Regions from separate parts of the Homo sapiens genome. Here all the other regions are linked to region 3. Evidence: chromatin loops called from intact Hi-C (ENCODE). Cell type or tissue: gastrocnemius medialis. All regions are shown on one strand.

Region 1 (5,000 bases), 330 kb after region 3:
AACAGAAACTGGGTACAGGTTATATAGCCACCTTCTGTACTATCATCACGACTTTTTTTTGTAAATCTGAAACTATTCAAAAGTAAAAGTTTTTTTTTTTTTTTTAAATCAGGCACCTTATTATCTTCCTCTTCTTTTTTGTTTTCTCATGGAGAAAATAGCATTTCCATTTCATTTTATCTGAGTGCTTTAGTATCTTTCCAGTAATATGTTTTATGTTTTTTTGTCTCTGTCATATATAAAAATGAGCCCATTTTGCTTACATACTACAATGTCTTAGTCTAGTCAGGCTGCTATAACAAAAATGCCATAAACTGAGTGATTTCTATGCAATAGGAATTTATTTCTCATAGTTCAGAAGGCCAGGAAGCTCAAGAACAAGGTGCCAGCAGATTTGCTACCAGGTGAGGGCCCACTCTGGTTCACAGAAGGCATCTTTTCCACCCTCACTTGGTGGAAGGGGTAAGGGGTCTTTCTTGGACCTCTTGTAAAAGGCACAACCTATTCATGAGGGTTCCATCTTCATGATCTAATCATTTCCCAAAGGTCTCACCTCCTAATACTGTCACATAAGAGAAGTTTTCAACTATTGAATTTCGAGGCACAAACACTCAGATCATAGCATAACAAAAATTGTTCAATAACAAAAAATAACATGTACTATGACTTCAGGTATGATATTAATTGAAGAAATGATTTCATAAATGTGAATAAAGCATATTTTTAAAATAGTGTTTAAAAACAGAATAAATTTACTTTCAAGTCAATAAAGGTTACTTTTTAAATTAATGCTTGACATCATTTTAAATTTAATTTATCCCCTTACTTCCTTCTTTCATCTCTCTCTCTCTACCTGTTGCATTTTGTTAAAAATCTACAATTATATTTGATAGTTATAAAAAGCTTAGAGTTGTCATACCTTTGACACCATCTACTTCAATTCTATCTTTTGATAAGGAAATGGAGGTTCAGGATTTTGATAAGCTACCCAAAATGAGCTATGCAATTCTATTTATTAATAAATAGCAAAACTGGGCCTAGATCCAGTAGTCTACCAGTATTAGTCGGTTTTCATGCTGCTGATAAAGACATACCCAAGACTGGGCAATTTACTAAAGAAAGAGGTTTATTGGACTTAACAGTTCCATGTGACTGGGGAGGTCTCACATCATGGTGGAAAGCAAGGAGGAGTAAGTCACATTTTATGTGGATGGCAGCAGACAAAGAGACCTTGTGCAGGGAAACTCCCAGTTTTAAAACCATCAGATCTCGTGGGACCCATTCACTATCACAAGAAAAGCACGGGAAAGACCAGCCCCCATGATTCCATCATCTTCCACTGGGTCCCTCACACAACACATGGGAATTATGGGAGCTACAAGATGAGATTTGGGTGGGGACACAGAGCCAATCCACATGACTACCTCCTAACAAAAAGCACATTTTAATGCACAGTCTTGCCTTCACTCTATAAAAATTACTTTGTTTCTAGAGTTATTCTTGAAATTTCCCTTCCTATAAAGACAAAGACAAGTTTGTGTCAATGGCTATTTGCTTGGACTTTATCATCCATTGTTTCAGCAGGACTGATGTGAATCCTTTTACAGCTTAACTTTATAACCTCTTTAAAAGGAAATGCTGAAAAAAATTCATGATTCTCATACTTAGATAAAAATGCCAGCCAGTTAATAATTTATAAAATAATTTTGCTACTATATGGATTTTCTCCCATCTAGTCCAATTTTCTGAGTTGCATATATGTGCTAAAATTTTAAGAGTGTAAACAGCAAAGTTGTTTTTAAAATTAGCTCTCCAAAGAATTATAAAGCAGTAAAGGAAATGAAATATGTTAGCCTTGAAGGTGATGCTATAAAGATATACAGTTAGTGTAGGAAGAAACATGTTCATTTGTATATTCTGGGCTGTTCTTTATTTTGTGGCTGCAGTCTACTTGCTATGATTTTCCCTGAGGGAATTTCTGTTTCCATTCCAAGTGGTCTGTGTTCCAAAACAGCTACCAAAGTTTATTGCTAATGTTCTTTCCATTCCCTACAATTCAGTGTCTTGCCACATTAAAGAGGTGTTTTCATGTCTTCAGAGCATCTCTTCTGTACCCATCCCATCCCCAAACTACAGCTACCAGGGGCAGTTTCCCTGACAGCAGCTGCTGTCATCTTACGTGGCCTCCAGGGGTGGTTCAAGGAACAATGGAAAGGCATTTAGAAGTGAAAGAAAATAGGGCTTGACAGGTCAGATTACTGTTATGATAGGCCTGGGTTCCTGGATTTGTTGGTTGGGGGCCCTACCTTGCCATAGCTCCTAAGTTTAATTTGGGGCTTGGTGACTCTCTGGCGCCACACTCTGGCATCCTCATCATCGGCAAAACCCTTTGGACTCCATCAAGCAGTGCAGCGCAGATCATCACAGAGAAATGTGTGGAGAAAACAACGTAAAAATCTCTGTGAAATTTATCATATTCCAGAGATATAGGACTAACTTGAGGAATTTTCTTTCAAAATTTGTTTTCTTCAGGTATTTAAAGTCAGAGTTAGGCACAAGTTTGGCTTTGAGTTCCCCAGTTGTACCATATACTTCTTCATTTTCATTTTTTTCTATATACAAACAACATAGGCATCATTGAACAAACTTATTCAAAAGGAATAATGAAATCTCCACCCCATCCTTACACCATGCCTGAGAGAAAACCACTGATCGCAATTGGTCTATATCCTTCCAGTTTTTGGACTATGTTTATGCAAATATGTACACAAATATACTACAAAAAATATATCATACTGTGCGTGTATGTGTAACTTGCACTTGCCTTTTTACTAAACAATATACACTGGGTATCTTTCCATATCAATATACACAGAGTCATTTCATTCTTTTTAATAGCCACATAGTATTCCACTCTATTATACAGAGTTATTATAATCTATTTAACCAGTCCCGCAATGATAGGCATTTGGATTAGTTTCACACTTGTAATAAAAGTGGCATCATTATACATATATAATGATGTATATAATGATACATATATCTGTGATTACTTGGAGAAATATTTTTGCATAATAAATTTCTAGAAGAGAAAGACAAAATATATCAATGTATGCTTCCATCAAGAATGATTAAAGTCCATATTTTTTCCTATTATCATACCTAACAATGTAAATTTGTAATACATTTTGGTCTTTGTTAGTCTAATTTTTTTTTACTTAATTATAAGTGAGTTTGTGTATTTTTTAAGAGCTATCTTTAATGATCATCTGTGTTCTTTGTGAATTCTGTGTTCATATTTGTTGTTTATTTTCTGTAGTGGTGTTTTCCTTTATCTTACAGATTTGTGAAAGATAATTTTAACACATTGGGTATCATTGCAATTTCCCTCATTTTGTCATCTGTCTTTTATCTTGTTTATATAGTCATTTCATTCATTTTTTTCTTTATGGTTTCTACTTATCTGATGTGTTTAGAAAGGTGTTCCTTACATAAAAATTATTTTCCACTGGTACACTTATTATTTTTGTTATTTTTAAAACATTAACCAATCTAGAGACCTTTTAGGATATGGTTCTGAAGTAGGAATACAGATTCATTTCTTCCCAATTGGGTAGGAAAATTTTGTAGCCCATTTATTGAACAATATGTCTTTTCTCCACTAATATGAAATATCACTTTTATTATATAGTAAAGCTCATATATATCAAGGTCTATTTTTTATTATGAATAACTCCTTGACCTATTGATTTTTATCTCTATTAGTGTCAGAGTATTTTAATTGCTGTATTTTATAATATGTTTTAATAAATTACAGATGAGGACTTAATCATTTTCACATTGCTCATAGCATTATAACTTATTTATTACATTCCAAATGAAATTTTAAACTTATTTTTCAAGGTTCTGAAAATGCTTAATTTGGTTTTTAATTGTAATTGCAATAATTTTATTATAACTTACTACTTTATACTCTTCCCTCAATGTAGTTATGTTTCCTCATTTATTTTAGTCTTTCTTTTGTGTTTAACTGAAAATCTTGCATCTTTCTTATTGGATTTATTTCTAGGTATGTTTATTAGCATTACTAATGAGTCTTGTTTCCCACTTCATTTTCTAACTTTTATTGATTTTTGGTATATTAATCTTGTATTAACTGCTTTCTCGTACTTTCTGTTGCTGTAGCAGACAGTTTTCTTGATTTTACTCCAAGGTAGTTATATAATTTTTGGTAAATAATCATACATTTTACAACCAATATATACTTTTTTCCTTTCCTTATATTCTTTTATTGTCCATAAGTTCCAGAATCTTGTTGAATAATAGAAGTATTAATAGAAAGCATTCTCTATTTTTTTTATATTATACTTTAAGTTCTGGGGTACATGTGCACCAAGTGCAGGTTTGTTACGTAGGTATACATGTGCCATGTTGGTGTGCTGCACCCATCAACCCGTCATTTATATTAGGTATTTTTCCTAATGCTATCCCTCCCCCAGTCCCCCACCCACCTACAGGCCCCAGTGTGTGATGAGCCCCTCCCTGTGTCCATGTGTTCTCATTGTTCAATTCCCACTTATGAGTGAGAACATGTGGTGCTTGGTTTTCTGTCCTTGTGATAGTTTGCTGAGAATGATGGTTTCCACTTTCATTCATGTCCCTGTAAAGAACATGAACTCATCTTTTTTATGGCTGCATAGTATTCCATGGTGTATATGTGCCACATTTTCTTTATCCAGTCTATTACTGATGGGCATTTGGGTTGGTTCCAAGTCTTTGCTATTGTGAATAGTGTCACAATAAACATACATGTGCTTGTGTCTCTATAGCAGCATAATTTATAATCCTTTGGGTATATACCCACTAATGGGATTGCTGGGTTAAATGGTATTTCTAGTTCTAGATCCTTGAGGAATCACCACACTGTCTTCCACAACGGTTGAACTAATTTACACTCCCACCAACAGTGTAAAAGCATTCCTATTTCTCCACATCCTCTC
Region 2 (5,000 bases), 590 kb after region 3:
CTTTTGTTCTATGGGGGGGTGAGAGGAAACAGGAAAAAGTAAACAAAATATTCGAGTTACAATCTAGAGTGCACAATTTTTGTATCTTAGGATAGCTTTTCATACTATTCTTATTTACAATATAGCTATAAACTTATTGGACCTCCTAGGAACCCTTCCGTATCCCATCTTCGTAGGCAAGTCCAGTCACATCGCTGGCCCTGCCTGCAGTCCAGGTGCTTATAAGAATACAGGTGCACAGTAACACAAAGATATGCACGTTGCAAAGATATGCATGTCTTTATTAAGTGTGCAACACACACGCACATGCACACTGCCATCTTTTTATTTATGATCCAAAGTTGTCATTGGGTTATTAGAAAACATGAAGGCAAGAACAAGCTCCTCTAGTGATTTGATGCACACATAACTGTGCAAACACTTCCAGAGGCCTGCCTGTATCCTACAGGTGCCAGTAGCGGACAGGGGATTGCCAGGTCTCTTATGACCCAATGAGGTTGGCCACACCTCACATACAAAAGCTGGTTTTACTTCTGAGGAAAAAACGATTCTTGCCTGGTGTTCATATGATATGGGAGTAGTACCCTCCTATTAAAAAATATTTTGGAGAGAAGGAGAAAGACCAGAGAAATAGCAGTTGAACATAGTCTTCAAATATTGCCTATTAATTTTTGTGTTGTACACTCTGATTATAACTCTCAATTCTAGAGATCTAAAATAGTCTTGAGAGCTCCCCTAATTCATCCGTCTGACTTGCCTGGATTTATACCATCATGCAGCATAATTTTTGTCCTTCTATTAATCCACAGCGAAGATTATTCCAAAACTTCTCTGTAGTTTATAGGTCATTCATTGCCATCACAAATAGTCCAAAATTTTCCCCAGGAGCCAGTCCAGACCCTTCTTGTGTAGTGTGAACATTTTTCCTTTAATACCATTACATTCGTCTGTCAGAATCTAAACCTCCAACTCATCCATCTTTCCAGTTTCCTGGTGAAAGAACATCCATTCATAAATCAAATAATCTAGTAGTTAGAAGGTACAACTACAACTTATGAATAATCTATTCCAGTATACCCCAGTATGTAGGCTGTATAGCTCTTGTGTTTTGCAAGATAATTTATGTAGCACGGGGACGTGACATTAAATAATATTAAATTGCATAGTGAAAAGTTTATTCCCTCTGAATTATCTTTCAGTCCTTCTCATTCTGTTTAGGAGAGTCTCTCTTTCATGCCAGTATATCTTTTTTCTTTTCTTTTTTTTTTTTTTTTCTTTTTGAGACTGAGTCTCGCTCTGTCACCCAGGCTGCAGTGCGGTGGCGTGATCTCGGCTCACTGCAACCTCTGCCTCCCAGGTTCAAGTGATTCTCCTGCCTCAGCCTCCCAACTAGCTAGGATTACAGGCGCCTGCCACCAAGCCTGGCTAATTTTTGTTTTTTCAGTAGAGACGGGGTTTCGCCAAGTTGACCAGGCTGGTCTCGAACTCCTGACCTCAGGTGATCCGCCCGCCTCAGCCTCCCAAAGTGCTGGGATTACAGGCATGAGCCATTGTGTCCAGCTTCATGCCAGTATATCTTTAGTGCCCCTCTATACTTACTAATGTCCTTATTTAACACAGATAGGGGAGGCCTCAAAATAATCTAATAAGATTAATTCATTTTTATTGTATTTTGTTTTTGTGATTATCTTCTATTTATGACAAATGATATTCCATTTATGAGAGTTTACATACAGTTTTCCTTTAAGTACATTTATTTAAGAAAAATGTGAGTGAATTGGGTGAGAACTTTAAAAAAAAAATCAAGTAGCATGAACGGGGCCACAGTATGGCTTTTGTAGATTTTAAGCACTTTGTGTTAGTGAGTCCCTTCTTACATTAGTGTGTACGTGTGTATACGTATATGATGTTTTATGACAGCATTGGTATACAGATGAATATAATCTTCAACTCTGAAAGTTCATTTTTTTCTTCTGATTCTAAAAGAAACTAAGACATTTTCATGGGCCCTGGCACTGTGGCTACTGTCCCTAAAGCATAGGTGGGTCAGCCCTGGCATGTGTTATAGCAAAACTCATTAGCTCTTCAGGAGAAGCACTAATTTAATCCAACTGCCTCATTTTACAAAGAATAATACTAAGCTTCACACATGTGTGAGAACCTGCGGGTCTGAGAGTGAGGAAGGACAAAATCAGAACTAGATCTCAGATGCCAGCCTCCTAATCTTTCCACTTCATTACACTGCTGTCTTCCTTTGAGCCTCTTCTGCAAAAGCCCTTTTTCTTGTCCCATCTGCTTCCGAGTCTTCACATCAGAATTAATCATGGGTCCTTCCGTGAATCCAGCCCCACCTCAGGTGTGAGGACTGCTCTGTGTGGAGGTGACACCCCCTTGTGGATCTCTTCTGCAAATAGACCTTTGTCACGGGAGGCTGGTCAGTTCACAGCCTCCATGGCAGTGGAGTCAGTTCACTCCGCTCCATCACGGGGGACCCACCAAGACCCCATTAAGAAAAGCACAAATGATGCAATAAATCAGGATAGATTTAGGCTTCGTTTTTTGGACACAATCTTCCAAATGATAGCTCCTCATTAAAACTAGCTAAAATGGATGATAGAGCTTGGGATAGGTTCACCACTTATATCCTAGACCAGTACTTTCTAGGATGGACTTTATATGGAAGACCAAAGGTTTACTCCTTGGGCTGTCAACCTTCATTTTACTTAGCTCTTCAAACAAGTCAAGCCTTGTTTTTAGCTCAGCTCCTGGGGAATTGTTCTGTTGACAATGTACTGCAGAAAACAGTCCAAACAATTCTTAAGAGCTAAGAGCCACCTTTGGTGACTAGACTTTGTAACCATCTCATTTATCCAAGGTGGATCTACATCTACCTGAAAATACTGTAAGTTGTAAATGGTATTTGTGTTTGGGGAAACAGCAACAGATCATTCTTCAGCTCGCTTCCAGCCATCTGTAACTGTCATCATACCACTAGAAAGCTCTGACTTTCAAAAAGTAACAGATGCTGGTGAGGTTGCGAAGAAAAGGGAACACTTATACACTGTTGGTGGGAGTGTAATTCAACCCATTGTTGAAGGCAATATGACGATTCCTCAAAGAGCTAAAAGTAGAACTACCATTAGACCCAGCAATCCCATCACTGGGTACGTGCCCAGAAGAATAGAAATCATTCTACCATAAAGATATATGTGCACAAATGTTCATTGCAGCACCACTCACAATAGCGAAAACATGGAATCAACCTAAATGCCTATCAGTGACAGATTGGATAAGGAAAATGTGGTACCTGTACACCACAGAATACTATGCAGCCGTAAAAAAGAGTGAGATCACGTCTTTTGCAGGAGCATGGATGGAGATGGAGGCTGTAATCCTTAGCAAACTAATGCAGGAACAGAAAACCAAACACCGCATGTTCTCACTTATAAGTGGGAGCTAAATGATAAGAACTTATGAACACAAAGAAGGAAATAACAGACACTGGGGTCTACTTGAGGGGGAGGTTGGGAGGAGGGAGAGTAGCAGAAAAGATAACTATTGGGTACTGGGCTTAATACCTGGGTGATGAGATAATACGTACAATGAAACCCCATGACGTGTGTTTACCTATGTAACAAACCTTCACGTGTATCCCCAAATCTAAAATAAAAGTTAAAAAAAAGTTCTGACTTTATGCTAGCTAATGTTATTGTTTATTATTATTGATTGGATAATATATCACAGGAAAGACATATTTAGCAAAAATCATTTTTTACAGTGAAGACCTTTTTATTTGTTTTGAGGCCCAACCAAAAAATAATTCCAATCTGTTGGGAGATAATGTAAGTGATCTGCAATTATGCACTTCTACAGGTTTATTGATTCAAACATTATTCAACTGTGATATCTTTTAAAAATATAATACTAATGCAGAAAAAAGAGCATGAGATTTGGAGGCATACAGAACTAGTTTTGTATCCTACCTCCAGACCTACTAGCTCTGTGATCTTAGGCAAGATAATTAACCTTTCTGAGCCTTTTTTGCCCCATCTGCAGAATGGAGTTAATAATATCCATATAAGATGTTGTTTTGAAGATTAAATTATCTGGAAAAATATTGACTGAGTACCTCTCTTGTGCCAGGTTCTTTTCTAAGTGCTGCAGATACCACAGTGAGCAAAACACTAAGAGTGCTGTTCTTATGCAGTGATGATTTTAACTGGAGTTAAATATTTCCCTCCTGGTTCTTAAGTCATTGAAGCAGAGTATTGCCTGAGAATGGGTTGGAACTGGATTTCATGTAGCTGTAGTTCTAAAATAATTATCTCTCTTGCTGCTATAGATTTTAAGTTATAACTCAACTGCTAAAGGTTACTTATTCATCAGGACCATTCATAGTTTTTTACCATTCTTTTAGTTCACAAAACTTTAGTTATCTGTAAGGCAACATTTATATTTGCAGTAGGTATTTTCTGCTAATTTATGTTTGTTAATACGTACTATGTATAAATAAACATAATTTGCATTATAAATTTCTAGAGAGGGAGATACACAGTCTTTAGTGCATGAAAATTCCAAATGATAAGCTGTTATGACATAGAAAAACCTTCTACTAAGATTTGCCACTGGACAAACCTGCACATGCACAGCTAGCCACAAAAAGATCTTTTGTCTGTGGTTATGTCACTGATGGGACAAGTTGCTCCTGTTTAGTGGTGATGACACCAATGATGAAGTGATCTAGAAAGATATTCCTTTTTCAAATTGATTTTCTTCCTGGAATGGTTTAAAGTACATCCTGATTCTCCCAGATACATCTGATCATCAGCAAGTATCAGATGTCCTATCTGGAAGATATGCATACATTTTATCACTTTCCTTGATAAAATAATGACAACTGAATAAGCATATTCTGATTGGTTATTTATACAACCAATATATATTTATTTAAAAATGGAGGATTTTCTACTTCATTTGGAGCAATGAATGAAGGGTAGAAC
Region 3 (5,000 bases):
GCTATTTAAAAACGAAATATGCTTATTGAACTTTTAAAGGTGATATTATGGACAAATACTTAATGAAAAAGGATAAAAGATGGTTCTAAAACATGAGTAGTACAATTCTTTTAGAATAAAGGTGTGCATACCCATGCACGCATGTGCACGCATGCACATGCACACACACACACACACATACGCACACCTGGGCACATACATCAGAATGTTCATGGTGTTTATCTCTGAGTGATAGTATTACAGATATTTTTAATTTTTATTTTGTACATTTTGGTTTTGTTTTCTAAAATTATTACAGTGAATGCAAATTATTTTTCTTATGACAGGAAAACACTGTACAGCAAAAATGGTTGTGGGACCTAGGGAGTTCTATTTTGTTGGAGGTGTTTGAGCAGAACCTGTAGTTGCTGTTGATAACTCCCAGGATGTTGAAAAGGAGACTGTTATAGACAGGAAGATGGCTATTACCTCTTTTAACCTCTATGGTGCTTCAGATTCTGAGAATCTATTGCACAAAATAATAATTATAACTAATAATTATAACCACTATAACTATTAACATATAACCTGTAGTTATTAATAGTTATGATTAATAAAGTCATAGAATCTCAGATTTGTCAGGGAACTCAGAAGTCAACTTTCCCAGCCAATGTAAGACAGTATGAAAAATCCTTGGCCACACATGCGGATAAAGGATTGCCCATGGCTGGGAATGTATATCCTTTCCTGCTGCTCACTGGTCTACACTAGCAGGTAAGAAACACATTTGTCTCTAAACACCCAGCCCAGTGGTACATGAAATGATCTTCATCTATTTGTTTCTCAAGCATGAAATGATAGCCTACACACAATCTTTTCATATTGTAGTCACTCTGTGATCTTTCAAAATGAAAATAAAGAGGTCTTGTCACTAGGTGTACAATCTATTTTCCTTGACTTGAAATCTCATCTTTTATTTCTTCAAAGCACATAAGGACTTTATCTTTAATTCTATCTTGTATTCTGTTATCAAATCCATTTGTTGTTGTTCTATGTCTGCTCAGGATGTCTGAACATTTTTACATAGAGTAACTTTAAGTGTGAACCTAAGTCGAATTCAAAACAAGACATCTAACTCTAAGAAAAGCCTTAGGTAAAACTTTGAATATATTTATCTTGAATGCTACAAGATGTCCAAATTATCCCTAGACATCCTCTCTTCACTTTCTTCAGACACCTAACCCTTCCTCCCTCTGCCACCTCAAATTCAAAATTCACACTTAGGAGAAAGATTTGTAATTTTTTCAAATCAAAGCTTATAGTAGAAGCCAATCAACTAATTCTGTAATTGTCTCTTAAACACCCTAAACTATGCAGGACCACTTCATTGCAAAAACAAAATAAACTCTTGAAATCACAAGGTAATATATAGCAATTAACAATTCAACATTACAAACAGTAAGTGCTATTGGTAAATGCTACTTAAGTTCAGGAAATAAAAGGTAATTATCTTTGAGCTGACAAATTTACCGCACTACCAATAAATGAAGGAATTACTGTATAGTGTGCTAGCAGGGATCCTGGGAGATCTGGTGGAGATAGAAGTTCTAGCTGAACTTCAGAACCCTCCAATACAAACAGGCTTATCTGAGGGGACAGGTCAGTCCTGCACACTATTGCAAGTGTTATCAAAGTGTGGTCCACGGACCAGCATCCTCTACACCACTTGGGAGCTTGTTAAAGGTACAGAATCGAGGGCCCCGTCCAGAACTAGTAAATAAAAAATCTAGATTTTTAACAAGCTCCCAGGATGATTATTCATATGCACATTGAAGTTTGAGAAGCTCTGGTCTACACAGTGGCGATTCTGCTCAGTTTCTTCGCATTTTAGTCCTGGGCTTTCAAAGCTACTTGCTTTTTTAAATCAACTATTAATTTGTAGCCTACAATTGTCACAACTGCAAAATTAACTCATTACTTAACTTTATTCTATTTCTCATGCATTTCCCCCTCAACGTCCCTTTTTCTCCAACGGTGGTCCCTTGAGAATGACAGATTTTTCACCACCCAGCAACCAAGGCACTACCCCACATCCTACACGAGGGGGCGCATGAGGACTAAGATTCGGGATCTTCTAGGCCATCTTCTCCACAGTGATTTTTATCAGCGACGGCCCCCTTTCTCCAGGATTGGTTTCCCAATGACATCACTTGGAAGCATGAAGAGTTGCTAGAATCCTCTCCTCCACTCACAAGCCAGGCATTTCCTGAACCCTTGCTGCGTTCGCCGCTTTCCACCCCATACCATTTCCCTAAGAGACAAGCATTCAGATGATCTACCCCCAGGGGTCCCAGGGAAGGAGGGAGAATCATTGCTTTAAATACAACGGCAGATCAGAGGGCCCTTGGTCAATATCCCTGCTCTCATTTCTCCTGTGTTTCATCTTCCATCAGGTCATACAGCCTTGAAAGTCTTTGACACATCACCCCTCCCTTCAGATCCCCACCTCTCCAATATTTCAGCAGAGCTTGGTCTTTTATAATCTAATTTTAAAAAACTCTTGCTCCATTCTGTTCTTTTACTGCAAACAGAGAGTAGCTGAGTGAGTGGCGTGAGGATGAAGAGTCCAGAGCTGAGGCTTGTGGATTTCCTGGGAAGTTACTCACTCAACCTTTGGCCTGGGGAATAATTAGAAAAATGAATGTTTCATTCCCTTGAGAAGGCTTTTTCTTTGTCCACTGGAACCCAATACTGGCGCTGTGGCTGTGTTTTAGAGAGTGTCTAGTGGCGCTAACTTGCTAAATCCATGAGGTTTATCACTGTTATGCACAGTGCCCACCAAGTGTTGGCAACAAGCAACTCGTAAATGCATTTTGGCAATTACTATGAAATTTTCAGTGTCATATGGGTCTTCCACCTCCTAAAAGCTTTTGTCCTGATGAAAGCTTTTATTTTAACTGTAGTTTTTCCCTAATAGGGCTCTATTTCAAACTTTAACAGTTGTAATTATTTGTATCAACGTGCAATCCCACACTTAAACAAATTGGAGCCCACTCCAGAACAAAATTAAAATGGCTTCAAAGAATGACAGAAAAACATTTCTTTTGGCAAGGAATAACAGGAAGGCAGAAGGAATACAGGAGAGATCCAGTGGAGAGGATAAAGCAATGGGAGGCCTTTCCACATGTGTAGCCTCTTAAAAAAATTGCTACCATTCCTTATGTTGCCTATGCAGGATACAACCCTATCTCTTAGTAAAAATGGTCTCCCCACCCCCACAATTCTTGTGGCTATTACCAAACAGTGCTTCTTATAAAAGAAAAAGAATATGACAAAGCAACCACAAGGAAGGTTAAAAAAAAAAGATAAAACCCGGGGCTAGAATACACCCAGTTGATGCTCAATAATGATTGACTTAAATGTTTGTGTGGCACAAGGTACAGAGTGGATTTCTTTCACATCAATCTGGAAATTCATAGCTTCTTCAGGCTTCTTGTCATACATATCGTGTGAAATATTTTATGACACGGCTCTGTGGATCCTGAAATGCTCGGTCCCGTTCTGTCTGAAAGTAGCACTTCTCTCTTCCTGTTGGGCCCCTCACCAAGAGCCCTTAGCGTCTGAGGCATCTCCCTGGTTATACTTTCATCAGATGGTGAAGCGGCCGTGCATTCATTGCACTTTCCCCCCAACACAAGCACTTTCATTGTTATCATTTACTGATATCAAATAGAGAAGTAAGTCAGGTGAATCATCATATACTGTGTATTTATCACAAAATCGAGCCTACCCTTTATGCCTGGGAGAACACTGGCATGACCTAGTTCACTTCCCTAGGGCTGGATACCCTTCAAGTCTTCCTCCGTGAAGGAGAATCTTTCTCCTTGTATGAGCCAAGAACACATTTTAGTGCAGCATTTCCTTTGTAGTTCAGATCTATTTTAATTGGGTAAATCTTTCATTACATAAATACAAATATTAGCAGGGGCCAGATACTGTATCAGGCTCACCAAAGCCAAGTGGCTGGAGGTGCTGTGCCCCACCAATAGGCTTTTTTTTTTCCACTGTGATAATTTCTGTTCCTTAACATAGGACATCAGATAGAAACCATTCCATTTGCAGACAAGAAAATACATCTACTGTCCAATCTACATGTATTTGTATGGCCGGGAGGAGAGGGTAGACCATTCCAGGCCTGGGAAGCCGTCCAGGGAAACAGGAGGAAGAGAGCCAGGGAAGTGTGTTTAGAGTAGAGAGAGCATGATTAGACTCAAGCAAAGGAGCACATCACAGGAGGAAAGAATAATTATTTTGGACGAGTGGGCAGGATAGTTTGGGGAGTGCCCTGAGAGCTAGTAAGGGGTCATGGTCATGACATCATAGGCAGTTGGGAGCCCTGCCAGACTTAGAGTGGTGGCATCTGAAAGAGACTAGGGTTAGGCATGCAGAGTGGATTGGGGCTACAGAAATCCATGGCAAAACTTATTCATGTCTTTTTAAAGTCTTTTTGGTTACAAGCATCAAAGCCAGCAAAGTTTGGCTAATCAATAAACAAGAACTTACTGTAAAGATGCAAAGTCATCCTCAGAAGTCAATAGCAGATGTAGCCCTGCCTCTTTTGACTCGGTTCATTCTTTGGCATTGCCTTTTGGTTTTCTCTACACACTGACTTGTTCTGATTCTCCCTGCGTATGGCCACCATGGCTCCAAAATTCATGTCTGAGCCAAACACAGACGCTGATCTCTAGTTATCCATTTCTTTAAGTCCAATTCCAAATTCCCAAGAGAAAGATATTGATTGTCCAGCTTGGGTCAGTGAGAACTCTGATGCAATCTATGGCCAAAGTGGAAGAGTCATGGTGGATGCTCGGTTACTTGGCCTTCCCTTTTGTGGAGAGGGGGATGATTCCTTGAGAAATGGTGTCATAGACTGGGAAGGAACTCCAAAAGATGTTTACAACCACCTGCCAGAAGTCTGCTGGTGTATTTTAATACTGCCATCCTGCAAGCTCAGTGTCAGT
Region 4 (5,000 bases), 53 kb after region 3:
ATCATTTAAACATGTTCTCACTATGAACAATTATGAATAACATATTTGAAACCGTCCTTGTGCTATATCTTCAAAATTGGCATATATTTCACATTTGCAGTGCATATCAATTTGGAGTAACCACGTTCCAAGTGCTCTGTAGCCCCATGTTGCTATGACTCTTGGACAGTGTACCTTAAAGCCCTTTTAGCGGGTAAACCGCAAACCCTGTCCCATCAGTTTCCTACCTAGCACGCTCTAATTCCCAAATAACTGTTGCCCTAATGTCTAAACCTCTAAAAATGATTTCCAAGACCCTGCAGTATCTCATCATTGTTTATCCCGTCGGCTCCACCTCTTGCTATCCCTTTCCTGGCCCTGCACCTCAGAATCTTTACTCCCTCTGTAGAATTTGTTTTGTTCTCTCCAACATGTCCTGCTCTCTCTTGCTGTGGGATTTTTCCAGAGGGCCTCCCCTACCTGTAACACTTTTAATGTTCTGCACTAACCTGATAATCACCTTACGTTCCAGAACACCCTTACTTTTTGTTCAGATTAGGGTTCCCTCCTTATAGTTCAGATTCACTTACCTCAAATCTGGGTTTGCATTGCAGCAATCCCTCTCTCAAATTCCTTTCCATGCTGTCATTGAAATCTCTTGCTCACATGCGGTCTTGCTTACTAAACAGTGCAGCAGGAGCAGTCAGTCAATCAACATGTTTGAATGAATGAAAGAACAAATGATGAATTTCCTTTGAAAGCTTGCAGCTATGGCTGAATGACAATCAATGAAATAATGGAATGGATGATTCTGGAGTCAGACAGACCTGAGTTTGAAACTCAGTTATGTAATCTTGGGCAAGTTATAAAATTTATGTTTCTTTCTCTACAAATATTTGGTGATTTGCGAAATGGAAGTTATAATGCCCATATTACAGGAGCTAAAAGGAGTAAATGAAATAATGTATATATACATAAAATGACACATATTTATTTATCTAAACAGAATGCAGTAAATCTGGACATATCTCTTTTGACATAGGAATGTCTAGTTATACATACCCTAAGATTTAGATTTACATAGAAAGAAGGTGGCTTTACTTCAGAATGGAGATCAAGACACATTCTTGAATGCATCATTAACCTGAAGCATTTGCTGCATGTGATTGGCAGAGGGAGGAGGGATGATAAATAGGGAATATAACATTTTTTCCCATCTGGCTATGTTCCTTGTGTGGACCACTTTCCCTGAAAGAAATCCCATATTGCCGAGTGGTAGGTACACCAAGGTCCTGGCTGAAATGCCTAACACATTTGAATTGTAACCTTCCCTGGGAACGTAAGTTATGTTATTCTTGGGGTAAGGAATTAAAGGAAGCAAAACTGGGGACTTAAATTTATTTAGTATTTAATATAAAAGGAGGTTATCTTTTTGCAATTTAAGTTTATTCTGGAAAATATTAATGAGGCAGTGTTCACATTTGGGGCATTTTAATATTGCTGGCATGATACAATTTGGGGGGATTTGATGCTGTCCTGTGGTACTCAATGTATTATTTCTGTTAAACTAGATTTGACAATGTGACTAGGCATGATACGAGTTGGGAAATATACCACAGTCCATCCCTTGTCAAACAGGCTTCCATATGAATATTAAGTCCTAATGCCCTAAGACACCCATTGTGTGTAACAAATTAACTTTTTTCCTACACACAAGGATGGTGCTAGTTACGTAATCTCCTTAGAAGATTTGAGAAAAATAGTCACTCAAATCATTTTCTGATGGGCTTAATTCTCTCTGGGAAAGGCTGCTTGTTCTAATTTTTGAGCTAAGATGAAGTTGCTTTATTTAATCTCTTTGTCTAGTTTGTTTCAGTTGAATATCACGTGAATTATGATCTCACTGATTCCAAGGGGATAACAGAGAGTCATAGACTATGTTTTGGGGAAAACAGTAGATCCTTGGTGACAGTGGGTTTTCTCCAAAGAGGGCAACATTTGCAGTGTGGTTTTCCATGAGTCTGGCTACTTAGATGGATACGCGGCAGCAAGGAGCAGTTTTCTCCTCAGACCCCTTGCTTCACAGTCAGGATGGCCGCTGGGCTAGAGAAAGGAAACCCCTCTGTTTCTTTCCTTCCTCCACCCTTCACTGTGGGAGAAGAAATGTCAGACTCCTTCCTTCTGCCTTCCATTTACTTAATAACATGTGGTCAGTAGAAAAGCAAGGCAAGGCTTCCAGGAGCCAGGGCGCTCTCTTCATAGACTCCATGTCCTATGCAGAAGCAGTAGGGGAGTCAGGGCCCTTGGGGAGCCCAGCTGCATCTCTCTTTCCTTAGGCCACAAGGGGGCATATGCATTTATACCAAGGCAGAAGTGAGAGACCCCACATGAGTCCTGAGAATGGGATATATTCTCCATCCTTGCTTTTAACAGATTTCTGGCAGGAGGAGGAGGATGCTTGTTTACTTCTTCAAAAAAGCGTGCTTTGGCTGTTATTGCTTGAGTGAGTTCCAGGGTCCAAAACTCAATGGAAACAGAAGCAGTCAATAGGATTGTATCACCAAAATCCTTAACTAGATATTTAGTGATAAGCACTGAACCTAAGTTCTTTGATAGCAGATTTTTGGGTTTGGTGTGGTTTGGTGGTTGTTGTTCATTGGTATAGCTCCAGCACCAAGAAAAGAGCTAGCATGTGATAGAACCTCAATAGCTGTCAAATGATGAGTGCTTATAGAGGTGGGTGGTGCAGCCTGTGCACAGGGGAAGGGTCCAGCCTGCAGAGGTGGCCAGTCAATTCAGGAAGCACTAGACACATGTGAAGTTTAATTTAAATATAATTAAATAAAATTAAAAGTCCAGTTTCTCACTTGCACTGTCCGCATTCCCAGTGCTCCAGTCATGTATAGCTATAGGCTTTTGTATTGGAAGGTGTAGATATGGGACATTTTTCCCATTACAGAAAGTTCTACTGGATGGCACCGCTTTAGAGCCTAACTGCCTCTTCTATTTACTAGCTGGGAAAACTTAAGCAAATTATTTCACTCAGTTTTGTGACTATTAAATGAGGGAATAAATGAAAGCACTTAAAACAGGGCTTGTAGAGAATACTTATCATTATTAGCTACAAGAGATTTTGTATGGGGATGCTGTCCCCATAAATGGCCTGGATCCCTGGACCATGTACAATGTGTGTGTATGTAGTTTTTCCTACATGCTGCAACAATAACCTGTAGGAAATAATAGCCACCGTGCCCAGTGGCATTTTTTAATAGAAAGGTTTTCATTTAAAAATATTTTATTAATATGATTTTTAATAAATTAAGGAAATGTATGATCATTAATCATTTTATTTTAATTTTGCCAAAATAAGATTTTATTCACATCGAACTATATGGATTCTGCTTGTATTTCAACAATGTAACAACACTTGGAATCTACTTGAAGAATAAAACATGCCAGGGGCTGGGCGGGGTGCTCACGCCTGTAATCCCAGCACTTTGGGAGGCCAAGGCAGGCAGATCACTTGAGCCCAGGAGTTCTAGACCAGCCTGGCCAACATGGTGAGATCCCCATCTCTACAAAAGAAATACAAAAAATTAGCTGGGCGTGGTGGCGGGCACCTGTGGTCCCAGCTATTATGGAGGCTGAGGTGGGAGTGTCTCTTTGAGTCAGGGAGGCAGAGGTTGCAGATGGTGCCACTGCACTCCAGCCCAGGAAACAGAGCAAGATGCTGTCTCAAAAAAATAAAAATCCATGGCAGGGATCTACTGCAGAATCTGAAATACATTTATAGGCACTTAGTGAATGGAGAGAAAATCTGTTGATATGATTCATTTTGATAACCAACATGTATTTCTAGTCTTGAAATCCTGGCTTCAAGCAATCCTCCTAGATCAGCCTCCCAAGTAGCTGGAATTACAGGCACAAGTCAATACATCCTGTCAAATGTATATTTCTGAAGGTGGCCTTAGTTGTTGATAAGCAATGGATATGTATGCATAAAATGATCCATCTAGAGAATTCTAGAAAATAGAGTTTGTGTCTTCTTCTTGTTACTCTTTAGGTACTGTTCGGTGCCAAGTAGAATAATTTCCACCACTTTCCCTGTTCTTCAGTACTACTGCATAGCCAAGCTGGTTTATTGTTGCATATAAAGTCTGGGTAAGCATATGTTTCTCTACACTCGGAAATTAATGGGAGCTGATGCTCTGTATAATGTCAAATTGCCCCTGGGAAAAAAAACTGTACTGTGGCAAAGTCGATGCCACCATATTTAGTAATATATTTTAAACTAATAAAGACCATTTCCAGGGCAGAAATAAGCTTTGTTGTTTTTGTATGATTCTGAGCCCATTCAACCCAACAACTTTCACAGTACATTATTGTGATTGTAATCTTGATCTAAGTGAGAAGAGCATAAATAATGAGAAACTGTTCTTTAAGCAAACCTGGACAAAGAGGTGGGAGCTCATTTTTAGCCTTGATTCTGTAATGAACCACCTATTTCTCCTTGAAAACTTCACCTAACTTCTCTAGACTACAGGTTTTGGAAAAGATATTTGTAAATGACAGGTTAATTTAATAACCTCTAATTTATTATTTAATAATGAAGCTACTATTATGCTACTAAGGAAATAGTAACTAATAGTAAATAATTCCACAAATGCAGTTGATTTTTTCTCAGAAAATGATGTTCTAAAAGTTTTGTTTTCTAGAAATTATCTTGGGGAATATATTGAAAATCAAGTTCTCAAAAATATTAAACAATTTTGTATCATTAAGGCTCAGCAGATGAGATGTGCTGTCCTGTGAAGTATACCTTTGCTCGCCCCTATGTTCTTTGTCTACCTTTGGAAACCCTCAAACTTCCTCTTCTACCCCTTTATATACCCTGAGGAATTTCATCCAATTCAGTGCTCTCAGCTATGATGAAAAACAAGAACTGACAAACCAGTCTCCAGCTCTGGCCTCTCTTGTTTGAGGTTGAACTCCTTCAGAACTGCTAAGGAAAGCTCATCTCT
Region 5 (5,000 bases), 540 kb after region 3:
CTTATGGCCATCACCTTGGGGGCACGGACCATCAGGGTGGCTCTGCCTCGCACTGCAGACATTTTTTAAATCTGAAATTTAAAACCCAAATTTTTTAATCTAAAATTTTTTACATTTTAAAACCAAGTCCTGAGATTATATGACCTTGGGTGATTATTTTGCTCAAATTAGAACCCAGGAAATTTGGAAATATTTGGTGGTTTGACGAGATAAAGAAGAAGGGGGAAAATGAACCCTGCTTATGTATTGTTAAAAGGCAAACCATAGACAAGTTAAATTTAACAGACTTTGATTGAGTAAAGAATGATTTGTTAACCAGAGAGCCCCCAAACCAGAGTAGGTTCAGAGAGACTCTGGCCCTGCCACGTGGTCAAAGAAGATTTATGGACCAAAAAAAAAAAAGAAAAGAAAAGAAAAGAAAAAGAAAGCTGATGTGTAGAAAACAGAAGTGAGGTATAGAAATAGCCAGATTGGTTACACTTTAGCATTCATCTTATTTGAATGTGGTTTGAATAGTTGGCCACGTTTGATTGGCCTAAACTCAGTGATTGGTAGAAAAGTAGGTTACAATCTGTTTACACATTCAGATAGGTTACAGTTCACTATGTGCAGAAAACTCTTTAGGCTGAATTTCAAGTATGTAAGCAGTAGCTTTAGGCTAAACTTAATTTAACAGTATGAATGGGGAATTGCCTTCACTTTGCTGTGCCACATGTAAATAATTGTTATTTTTTTCTCTAGCATGCACATAGTTTGCCAAGTTAGTAAATTATTAGAAAGTCTTTTCTTCTTTCTTTTAAAAAAAGAACCTGTACTTTGGGTGAGATGCCGCTGGGAAGCCAGCTCCGTTGCCTCTCTGGCATCTGTCCATGGTGCTTGAACGGCAGGCAATGATACTCTGAAAACTACAAAGACCCCCCTAAACACACCTCTGCCCATCTAGGTCGGGGGTTGGTGGTCGGCGGGGGGACTATGTTGCTGTGAGGAGAGGAAGACTTGGACTTTGACAGTTTTTCCCACTGTTAAGTAAAACCTTAGGCAATTAGCCTTTTCAAAGGTAAAAGATTTCTTTTTATAATCTCTTGTTACACAAACACACACACACTTATAAAAGAAGAAAAAGTAATGTTGCTCAGGAAAATTGCAACAATGAGATTGACTCCTGTTGCTTTTGTCAATTGCCTTCTTTCAGAAATAGATTAGAGTGATGAGTGAGAATGCCATAAATATCCTAAGGGAGTTCCCCAAAGAAAAGAGAAAATCCTTCAGAGTTCCCCCACCTGGTTGGGAGCATCAGATGTCTTTCAGGAGCTTTGCTTCAAAAGAGAAGAAAACATTGATTGAGAGCTGACTAGGAATTGTCTTTCTTTGGGAAAAAGAAATAGTTCAGTTATTGGAGAAATAAGTAGGAAGGGGAAAAAAGTACCCATCCATCCAGTGTTGTCTCGCTGGGGCTTCCCTTTTTTTAACTGAGATTTTCAAGTGTTCTTTCTGGAATCGGGTGAGTGAGGATTCCTCACACAGATGCTGATTAGGATATTTCTGTCAGAAAAGAATGGATCAGAATTAGACTCAGGAACCTAAACCAACACCATTGATAATAAGATGGAACAAAAATGCTTGGACCTTTAATTTAGAAAGTGGCCTTTCATGACTCATGGTGGATATCCCATGATACATAACATGAGCAAACGCTACTTGGGAGATGAGGATGAAATGAACTCCAATCAGATTGTCTTGGAATGTGGCAAAGGGATTATTCCCTCTGAGTTAAATGCACTTCCCTTCCTGGGGCGGGGGTGGAGAGGCCTAATCATTACTACATAGCCCTGCATGCATGCATGTATTTATTCATTCATTCATCTGTCATTCATTGAAGGCCCACTGAAAGTTAGATGATGTGGTAGGAGGTAGGGATTTAAAGATGAACAACAGATGACAAGCTGAAATTCTAGTGGCAGAGTGGAAAATGGTGACATACAACCTAAGGTGGTAGGCTATGCCCCGGGTGCTGTGGAAACTCAGAAGACAGGATTTTTCATCAAATGAGATGCTTTGAGGACTTTATTCCATGCAAGTTTTTTTTTTCCTAAATAGAATTTAGTATTTCCTTTCATCATTGCTGGTCTCTGTGAGGACATACGTGTTTCTGTAACACTGGAAGAAGGAAAAACATCTGAAATTTGTATAGATACCTTTTCGCTTTGTGGCATGTGGTCATATTTTATAGAATAATGGCAGGGAAGGTATGTGGGAAATGTACATATCTACAGGACTTTTCTGACCTGAAGCTAAACCTGTGCATGAGAAGGGGAGTACATCAAAGAAGCTTCTGGAATGGAAAATGGTGGCCTTTTTCTGCTAAATGCCTCCCTGGCATGCCATGTTCCCAGGCTCCCCATCTCACTCTCTTCTCCCCTGATTCATTTGTAGGGGAAGAAGAAAAGTCTAGGTTCCTGGCTGAGGCCCCTATAACAAAGATAAATAAACAACAGAAAAGGATACCGTTGTATTTAGGTTTTACGTGACATGGATGCCTTCCTAAGGTAAAGGAAGACCTGAAGAAACAGGGAAACCATGTATTTTTTATGCTAGGTTTAACACAGAAGTGGATAGTTATGAAGTATAATTGGACTAAAAAGTGTGATCTACTGATAATAAACTGGAGGAAATCCTGTTTTTTCCAATTCTTCTCTTCAAAGATAAAGATGCTTCTTTCCTCTGGATCTAGGGAGGGCACCTCTCCAATGAGGGTCTCCCAAGCTTTGCTTCAAAGAAGGTAGGGCAGGGAAGGGAGGAGATGAGAAGACCTTCCTACTTCTGCCATTTTCCCAAATTCCTTCAGCTTAAAATATTTTCGGGTATATATACTGAACCCCATCACATTTTTATTTTCTTGTATTTAATAAGCCCCAAAAATGTGAGGTTTTATTTGACCAGGATATCTGGTTTCTGTTTCCTTTAATCCTGGGAAGCCTTCTTGGGCCTTACGAGTTGTGCCAGTTCTCATGAGTTGAGCGCATACGGCTGGTGTCCCTCCTGGTGACCTTCGCAGCCATCTGGGCTGGGGCCTGTGTCTGTCCGGCTCAGCCCAGCGGGGCAGGGCCTCTGCCGTGAGTTTGCAGATGCCTCATTCGGACTCCGAGTCTGTGACTCACGCCATCTGTTGGTAATTTGTCGTTGTTCTGGAGTCAGGAGTTTTCAAAGGATTCAGTCTTTGGTGTCCCTTCACAGGTGCACTGCCTGTGATTTTCTGACACCCTCTTGCCATCCGGCCTATGGCCAGAGCCCAGCACTGAGTCAAGCTACTGTGGATATAATGATGTTGTTCTTTGCACTTTAGAGAGCTTCACACCAAGTTCCTGCCCCCTTCTGAGCGAGTCACACTCTTTATGGGACTTGTTTGAAGTCCAGCCAAGCTGGCAACCGTGGGGTTCCACTTTTACAACCTCTAGCAACAGTAGGCTCCAGTCCTTTGTGTCACCGTGCCATCTGCTTAGCTTTTTTCCTCTTCAAACTGTAAGCAAAATGAGCTACCTAAACCAAAAAACGCCACCCCCCAACTAAAACACATTTGCATCAAGTCAACCTAAATGACACTGCTTTGTTTGCTCTAAACCACATGTATAAAAGAATTTCCATACTTCCTTAAGAAATTTTTTTCACCAAAAAAATAGACAACCATAGTAGCAATTATATTTTTTCTACACACCAGGCACTGTGCTACATGTTTTATGTTCATGATTCCATTTTATTCTCACAGAAACCCAGTGAAGGAGGTATTATCACTATCTTGGTTTTTTTGCATGTAAGGAAATTGGGGCTCAGACAAGTTAAATAACTTACAATGAGTATGCTACCGGTAAGCAAGGCATCTAAATCTAAACCCCACTGCCTGGCTCTACAGCACAAGAGTTTAACTGTTTTGTATACTGCACCCACTCCTTGATATTAATAATCTAATGCATTGAAGTTCAATGCCTTTAATTAATTTTTCAGTCCTTAAACATAGTGTCACACATCCATTAGCAATCCCCATCTATCTATCCAACAGATATTTTTGAGCATCTACTGTGTGCCATGTACCATGCTGGACCCTTGTCTCTTGAAGCTTATAATGTAGTTGAGGCTACAATTTATTCTATAATGTCTCATGAAGAAGTCTTGTCTCATGAAGCTTATAATGTAGTTGAGGCTACAATTTATTCATTTAATAAACCTTTATAAGGAACATACGGTATGCAGGCATTATGCTAGGGACTGGGGCTATGAAGTCAAGAAAGATACCATCTCTCTCAACTAATATATGATAAACTCACGATTAAACTTGAAATCAGAAAAGCAGGATATTTAGTATGTATTACCAATATTTAGTATGCATGTCCTGGCCAAATCATTGAACTTCTCTCTCCCCTAGTTTCTTCACCTATTCAGTAGATAACATGTAAGGTTACCACCAACTTTGGAAAAACAATTTCTACTCTAACCGAACCTAGCTTTGAAGTAACTTTTCTATTAGAAATGTAGGAGAAGAGAAAAGAGCTGAGTCTGGGTTCATGAGAGAAGCAGGAAAAAGAAATTATGAAGTATATCAGCCAGGAAGCTTTTGGCTACAAGTGAGAGAAAACATGACCAAAAGCTTGAAAACGTAGAAGTCTGTTTTCTCCCATAAAAAGAAGTCAAAGGGTAAGTGTTTCTGGTGTTACTTCCATTGCTCAACAGTGTCACCAAAGACCCATTTTATTTATTTATTTATTTTTTATTTTTTTGAGATGGAATCTCACTCTGTCACCTAGGCTGGAGTGCAGTGGCACGATCTCAGCTCACTGCAACCTTTGCCTCCTGGTTTCAAGCCATTCTCCTGCATCAGCCTCCCGAGTAACTGGGACTACAGGCGCCTACCACCATGCCTGGCTAATTTTTGTATTTTTAGTAGAGACGGGGTTTCACCATGTTGGCCAGGCTGGTCTCGAACTCCTGACCTCAGGTGGTCTGCCCAC
Region 6 (5,000 bases), 190 kb after region 3:
CGACAAACCAGTGTCGTTTCATTCACACCTAGAATGATGTCGTTTCATTCACATCAGAAGAGAACCTTGTCTCCTTAACTCAGCAAAAGCTCAAGAATTACTTTTGCAAACAAAGTAGCATAGGGTAAGGATAGAGACAGGAAGAGAAAGAAGAGGAAGAGAAAGAAAAGGAGGAGTTAGGAAGACAGACTAGCAAAAAAGTTTGGGAGATGGACACCGTTATCCAAAAGCAAATGTAGCTGCTGATGCTAGTGACTAAATCTCACTACATCCAGTTCAGGAACCTTATTCACACGTGTGTAAGAAAGAGGTGGGGAAAAAGCAAGACAATGAGAAAACATTTTTGTGCATTCAGTTATAATGCATTTTCACACACATACACAAATGCACTGCTCTGCTCCTCAAAGCATGCTGATAAGAGGTGCACGTTAACTTTCAAAATCACCTCCAGATAGATACCCAAGCATATAGAGATTAAAAACGACACTAAATTCCTACATAGCACTAGGAATGCTGGCACACCTTTAAATTCAAAATCTCTGTTTTTATACAGGATTGTAATAGTCCAGTTGCTCATGGACCAATCTAACTGATTTGGAAAACAAAATCTTAACTAATTGAAGAAAACTCAGTGCCTTCTCCAGTCAACCCCATGGAGTTACTCTGCGCAGCCCATGGCAAGGTTCTGACTGCCAGCTTCTTTAGGTCCAGGAAATGCACCTTTCCCCACACACAGCCATGGAGGAGGGCTAAGAAACAAACTGAGCCAGAATTGCTGCTGTTCACAAAAGGAATTCCCCCTCCCTTCCCCTCCTTCTCCCTCCCCTTTCTTCTCTCGTCCCTCCCCCATCATCGCTGGAGAATAATATCACTCTGCTACCTGCCTTGAGCAACACCGTGAGCCCCTGTCTTCAAGCATTCAGGGAATTTAACAGCCTGGAAATTCCTGTTGTCCATTCGCTGAGGTCACAGATAAAGCTAAACAACAAGCCGTGGTTCCCATCAATCATAAGTCACTCACTGATAGAATGTATGGTAGGAGACCTGATGGAAGCGAGTCACCAGAGAAAATACCCACTGATGACGCATATCCAGGCATAAAAATAGTTACAGGGCCCTCAAAGGGATTATTCAACAGCCTACATTTAGACTTTCTTACAAGAGACCTGAAGTCAACGTGCTGCAGTTAAGTGGCTGGAGAGTTGAAGTTTAAGCTTCCTCAACAGACATAACCACAGAAAGCTGTTTTAAATAAGCTCCCACAATAACAAGCTGTTTAGTAAATTTTAACACAACTTTATAAGCCGTAAACAGTACCACCAACTATCTTATAAAATGCCGCCTAATCTTCTATTTTATTCACTTTCTCCTTCAAATAATGATTTCTCTTCTTTAACTCGTAGTCCCCAAGCAGTAATATTTAATCAGTCCAAAGAAATACAGCCTTACTTGCTTTCCAAATAAACTTTAGGAAAACAACACAAATTGCTTTCTGCATCTATATCTTTATAAAACATGCTTTTAAGTAAAGCTTAATTACAAATTTCACCAAAAATCCTGACATTTTGCCCACTGTATTTGCAGTTATCTTTTTCATGAATTGGTTTGATCCTTTACAGAAATAATTACCACATGTATTACATATACCTACTAAATATGGTATCTTATACAAAGTAGGCATTATTATTGTTTGACAAATGAGTGAGTGAATGGATGAATCAATGAAATGTTATGTGCAAGTATTTTAATTGAGCAAATGACAAGTAAGATGTTAACTAAGACAAATTCTGGTTTTTTTAAATTTTATGAGGAGGGAAATAACTTTTTATATGTATAACCATTTTAATAGTTTTCAAATCATCTGTTCTCTTTTCCTCCCACTCAAACATATGCATAGCTACCCTGCAAGCAGGTCGTTCACAGAACTTTCATATCAGAAAATGCTGGATTTTCGCACATTTTTATATTTAAATATCTAAAAATGTTCCCTTTCCAGTTTGCCTTAAGCAAATGTGCTGACACAATGAACAATGAAGGCAACTGGCTATGACAGAACCCAAAATTCTGCCTCAGAACTTGAACACTTCCGACTTGCAACACCCTATTTGTTAGTCTTATTACAAATCCTTTCCTAATTGTGGACAGGTTTCCATTGTTACCCAGTTAATTATTAGCCATAGAAATTTATCTATGATAGAATTTATCTCAGTGCTTAATGTTATTAACTATCTTGCCCACACAAATGGCAAAAAACCTGTTAACAACACTGTTCTAACTTTTGACAAAACATGTTTAGGGCTTTACTCTGGAGGGCAGCTCTCCAGTGAACAAGTAGTTAACAAAATGACATTTCTCTTCCTGTCCTGGTAGGTTCTACATCACTTTCCTCAAGAATGATAACACTGCTACAAATACAGGTGCAACATATTTTTAGTACTAAGATTTCACAAAGCATTCACGTTTCTCTCCTGTGCATATGTGTCAACAGTATGTGGCCTAGTTTAAAGAACCTAAATGGAAATGTTCACTGGTGCCCTCTAGTTGATCATTGCTAAAGCAATTTTGAGGAAGTACACGTGTACCTCCATCATCCCACTCATAAATATTGTAAAGTTCCCAATCAACATTCAGCCATTAATTCCTGACATAAAATGTGAAATAAAAAATGAAATTTAGAAACTGCTTTATTTCATAAGGTTTCATTATGCATTTTTTTGGAAAATGAACAATAAAGAAAAACTTTGAGAAACAGAAAAAAAAACCTAAAAGATAAGATGAGACATATTCCTATTTGCCAAAGAAGAAAGAATGTATTAATACTTAATATTAACTCAGAAACCAAAAATGTTTCACTAATTTTACAAAAGGATAGTTCAAAATCAGCCAAGGCACCCTGAAATGATCATGTTTCACCCTGCTACATACATTTGACAGCTTTCAGTCATGGTGGTCTATGCTGGTCAAGTCTGAACTGAGGATCCTCAGATAATTTTAAAACAATACCAATATCCAAAGGAGACACTATTCCAAATTGCACTGACATATTAACTATCAATTCAGAGATCACCGATTGAATCCCATAAAAGGTTATTTCCATCAGCACTCTTAGTTTTAGTAATTCCAGGCCTGTTAAATTTACTATCAACAGAACAATTGTTTTTTGTTAAGAGAAAATGAAACTTCCTTACCCTAGATTAGAAACTATGCTATCATTACAGTTATTTAAATCTGTGAGATCATTTCCTGCATTGTCTCCTCCAATGAAGAAGTTAAACAAATCACCGTTTAAAATTTAAAAATGCAAAAATACATTTCAGAGAGTATGTGCGTTTATCTTTCTGAAATATCAAACAATGTAATCACCTGGTCACTAAATTTAGGACCAGATTATTTAATTATCTGGAAAGAACTGGGGGGAAGGGGAGGATATAGCAAAGGGCGATGCAGCAAAAAAAAAAAAAAATTGCTTTTTCAAATTAATCTTTCTAGAAACAATATTTAAATTCATTCCCCTATGTCACTAGTAAAATACCATGACAATAAATCATTTTACATGTTTTAACTATATTCAAAAAATGGGAAAATACATCCCTAGTTCACTATCCTACGCCCAGTCAAGGACAGATAACTCACATTTAGACTATAAAGTTAGTTTTCTCCTTTAGTCTCAGTATTATGATGGGATTCTGTTTTGTTTTGTTTTGTTGTATTGTTCTTTTTGAGACGCTCACTGTGTTGCCCAGGCTGCAGTGCAATGGTGTGACCACAACTCACTGGGACCACAGGTGCATGCCATGTAAAGATGGGGTCTCACCACATTGCCAGGGCTGATTTCAAACTCCTGGACTCAAGCAATCCTCCCACCTTGGCCTCTGAAAATGCTGGGTTTATCAATATCAGCCACAGTGTCCAGCCACAGATTCTGCTTTATTTTTAATTAAAAAAAATTACATCCTTACATCTCCTCATTGTTTAATAGTGACATTTTTTCATTTAGTAAATAAGATTGCTTCCAAAATATTTCATGGGCTTATGCTCATTGAAGTCATTATCTTCATTGTTTTCCCACCCTGCAATGCACCTGCAAGAGTGCATGCACACACATACATATTCAACCTTTCCCTCATGCCTGATCTCCTTTGATGAGGTCAAACATTCAAAGAACCCAAGGTATATTCAAGAGAGTCATCCTTAACTCCTCCTTAAACCTCAGCTCCCATGTCTAATCACCAAGCCATGACAATTTTACCAAGTTACCTCTCTTCCTTGTCTGTCTTCTCTCTAATTCCACTGTCGTGACCTTAGTTTTACCCTTTAACCCAGTGCTTCTTTCAGGGAAATAAAATAACTATCCTCAGTTCTCCCTCTTCTCCCAAACTATGCTCTACATGACCAAAAATGAGTTGTAGAAAACATAACTCTGACTATACTGCTCATTCCATCAAAACCCTTCAATGGCTCCTAGTTGTATCATACAAAGTCTTGTATCAGAGATTACACTATCATAATTTTTCATTTATGTGTTCGAACTTTCTATTTGATTTTGAGCTCCTTAAGGTCAGAGACTATGTTATACTTATTACTGCATCTCCAGCTCTCAGCAGAGTACCTGGCACTTTTGTTGAACTAAAGTGGACTGAATGACAGGACACTGCATTGACATTTTAAACTCCTGATGTGGCCATGCATGGTGGCTCACATCTGTAATTCCAGCATTTTGAGAGACTGGCAGGAGGATCTCTTGAGTCCAGGAGATGGAGACCAGCCTGGGCAACAAAGCAAGACCCTGTCTCTACAAAATATTAGCTGGGTGTGGTGGCATGCACCTGTAGCCCTAGCTACTTGGGAAGCAGAGGCGGTAAGATCACTTAAGGAATTTGAGATTATAGTGAGCTGTGATGATGCCACTGCACCCCAGCCGGAGCAACAGAGCAAGTCCCTGTCTCAAAATAAACAAACAAAGAAACAAATAAACAAAACTCCTGATGTGGTCTAACTAG

Evidence for each region. A loop is a pair of places that touch in the nucleus more often than their neighbours do. Peaks named below come from ENCODE experiments on the same cell type or tissue, not always from the same donor. Only the 100,000 strongest peaks of a DNase experiment are listed, where the experiment ranks them.
Region 1: a loop joins it to region 3, with 10 times the contacts of the local background. A loop is called at or near these places in 95 of 110 quality-filtered maps.
Region 2: a loop joins it to region 3, with 22 times the contacts of the local background. A loop is called at or near these places in 33 of 110 quality-filtered maps.
Region 4: it touches region 3 in a loop (6-fold over the local background); 7 of 110 quality-filtered maps call a loop at or near these places.
Region 5: a loop joins it to region 3, with 5 times the contacts of the local background. A loop is called at or near these places in 10 of 110 quality-filtered maps.
Region 6: a loop joins it to region 3, with 2.5 times the contacts of the local background. A loop is called at or near these places in 47 of 110 quality-filtered maps.

What each region holds. Positions count from the first base shown.
Region 1 is chr6:143,024,895-143,029,894 of GRCh38, forward strand. All of the region lies in intron 1 of LINC01277 (long intergenic non-protein coding RNA 1277), which reads right to left. Among named protein-coding and RNA genes, the nearest start is that of LINC01277, 10 kb to the right of the region's middle. In gastrocnemius medialis, a CTCF peak has its summit at 2,358; a DNase peak (open chromatin) is centred at 2,339.
Region 2 is chr6:143,277,207-143,282,206 of GRCh38, forward strand. All of the region lies in intron 3 of AIG1 (androgen induced 1), which reads left to right. Among named protein-coding and RNA genes, the nearest start is that of ADAT2, 170 kb to the right of the region's middle. RefSeq lists a silencer at 2,226-2,520. In gastrocnemius medialis, no CTCF peak of the experiment used is centred here; no DNase peak of the experiment used is centred here.
Region 3 is chr6:142,690,965-142,695,964 of GRCh38, forward strand. No RefSeq gene overlaps it. Among named protein-coding and RNA genes, the nearest start is that of HIVEP2, 250 kb to the right of the region's middle. In gastrocnemius medialis, a CTCF peak has its summit at 2,067 (motif pointing right); a DNase peak (open chromatin) is centred at 2,107; H3K27ac peaks cover 270 bases.
Region 4 is chr6:142,744,398-142,749,397 of GRCh38, forward strand. No RefSeq gene overlaps it. Among named protein-coding and RNA genes, the nearest start is that of HIVEP2, 200 kb to the right of the region's middle. In gastrocnemius medialis, a CTCF peak has its summit at 2,303 (motif pointing right); no DNase peak of the experiment used is centred here.
Region 5 is chr6:143,233,190-143,238,189 of GRCh38, forward strand. The region is part of intron 3 of AIG1 (androgen induced 1); the gene reads left to right. Among named protein-coding and RNA genes, the nearest start is that of AIG1, 170 kb to the left of the region's middle. In gastrocnemius medialis, no CTCF peak of the experiment used is centred here; a DNase peak (open chromatin) is centred at 3,122; H3K27ac peaks cover 1,288 bases.
Region 6 is chr6:142,884,512-142,889,511 of GRCh38, forward strand. All of the region lies in intron 1 of HIVEP2 (HIVEP zinc finger 2), which reads right to left. Among named protein-coding and RNA genes, the nearest start is that of HIVEP2, 58 kb to the right of the region's middle. RefSeq lists an enhancer at 442-1,641. In gastrocnemius medialis, a CTCF peak has its summit at 2,541; a DNase peak (open chromatin) is centred at 1,020; H3K4me3 peaks cover 837 bases; H3K27ac peaks cover 3,761 bases.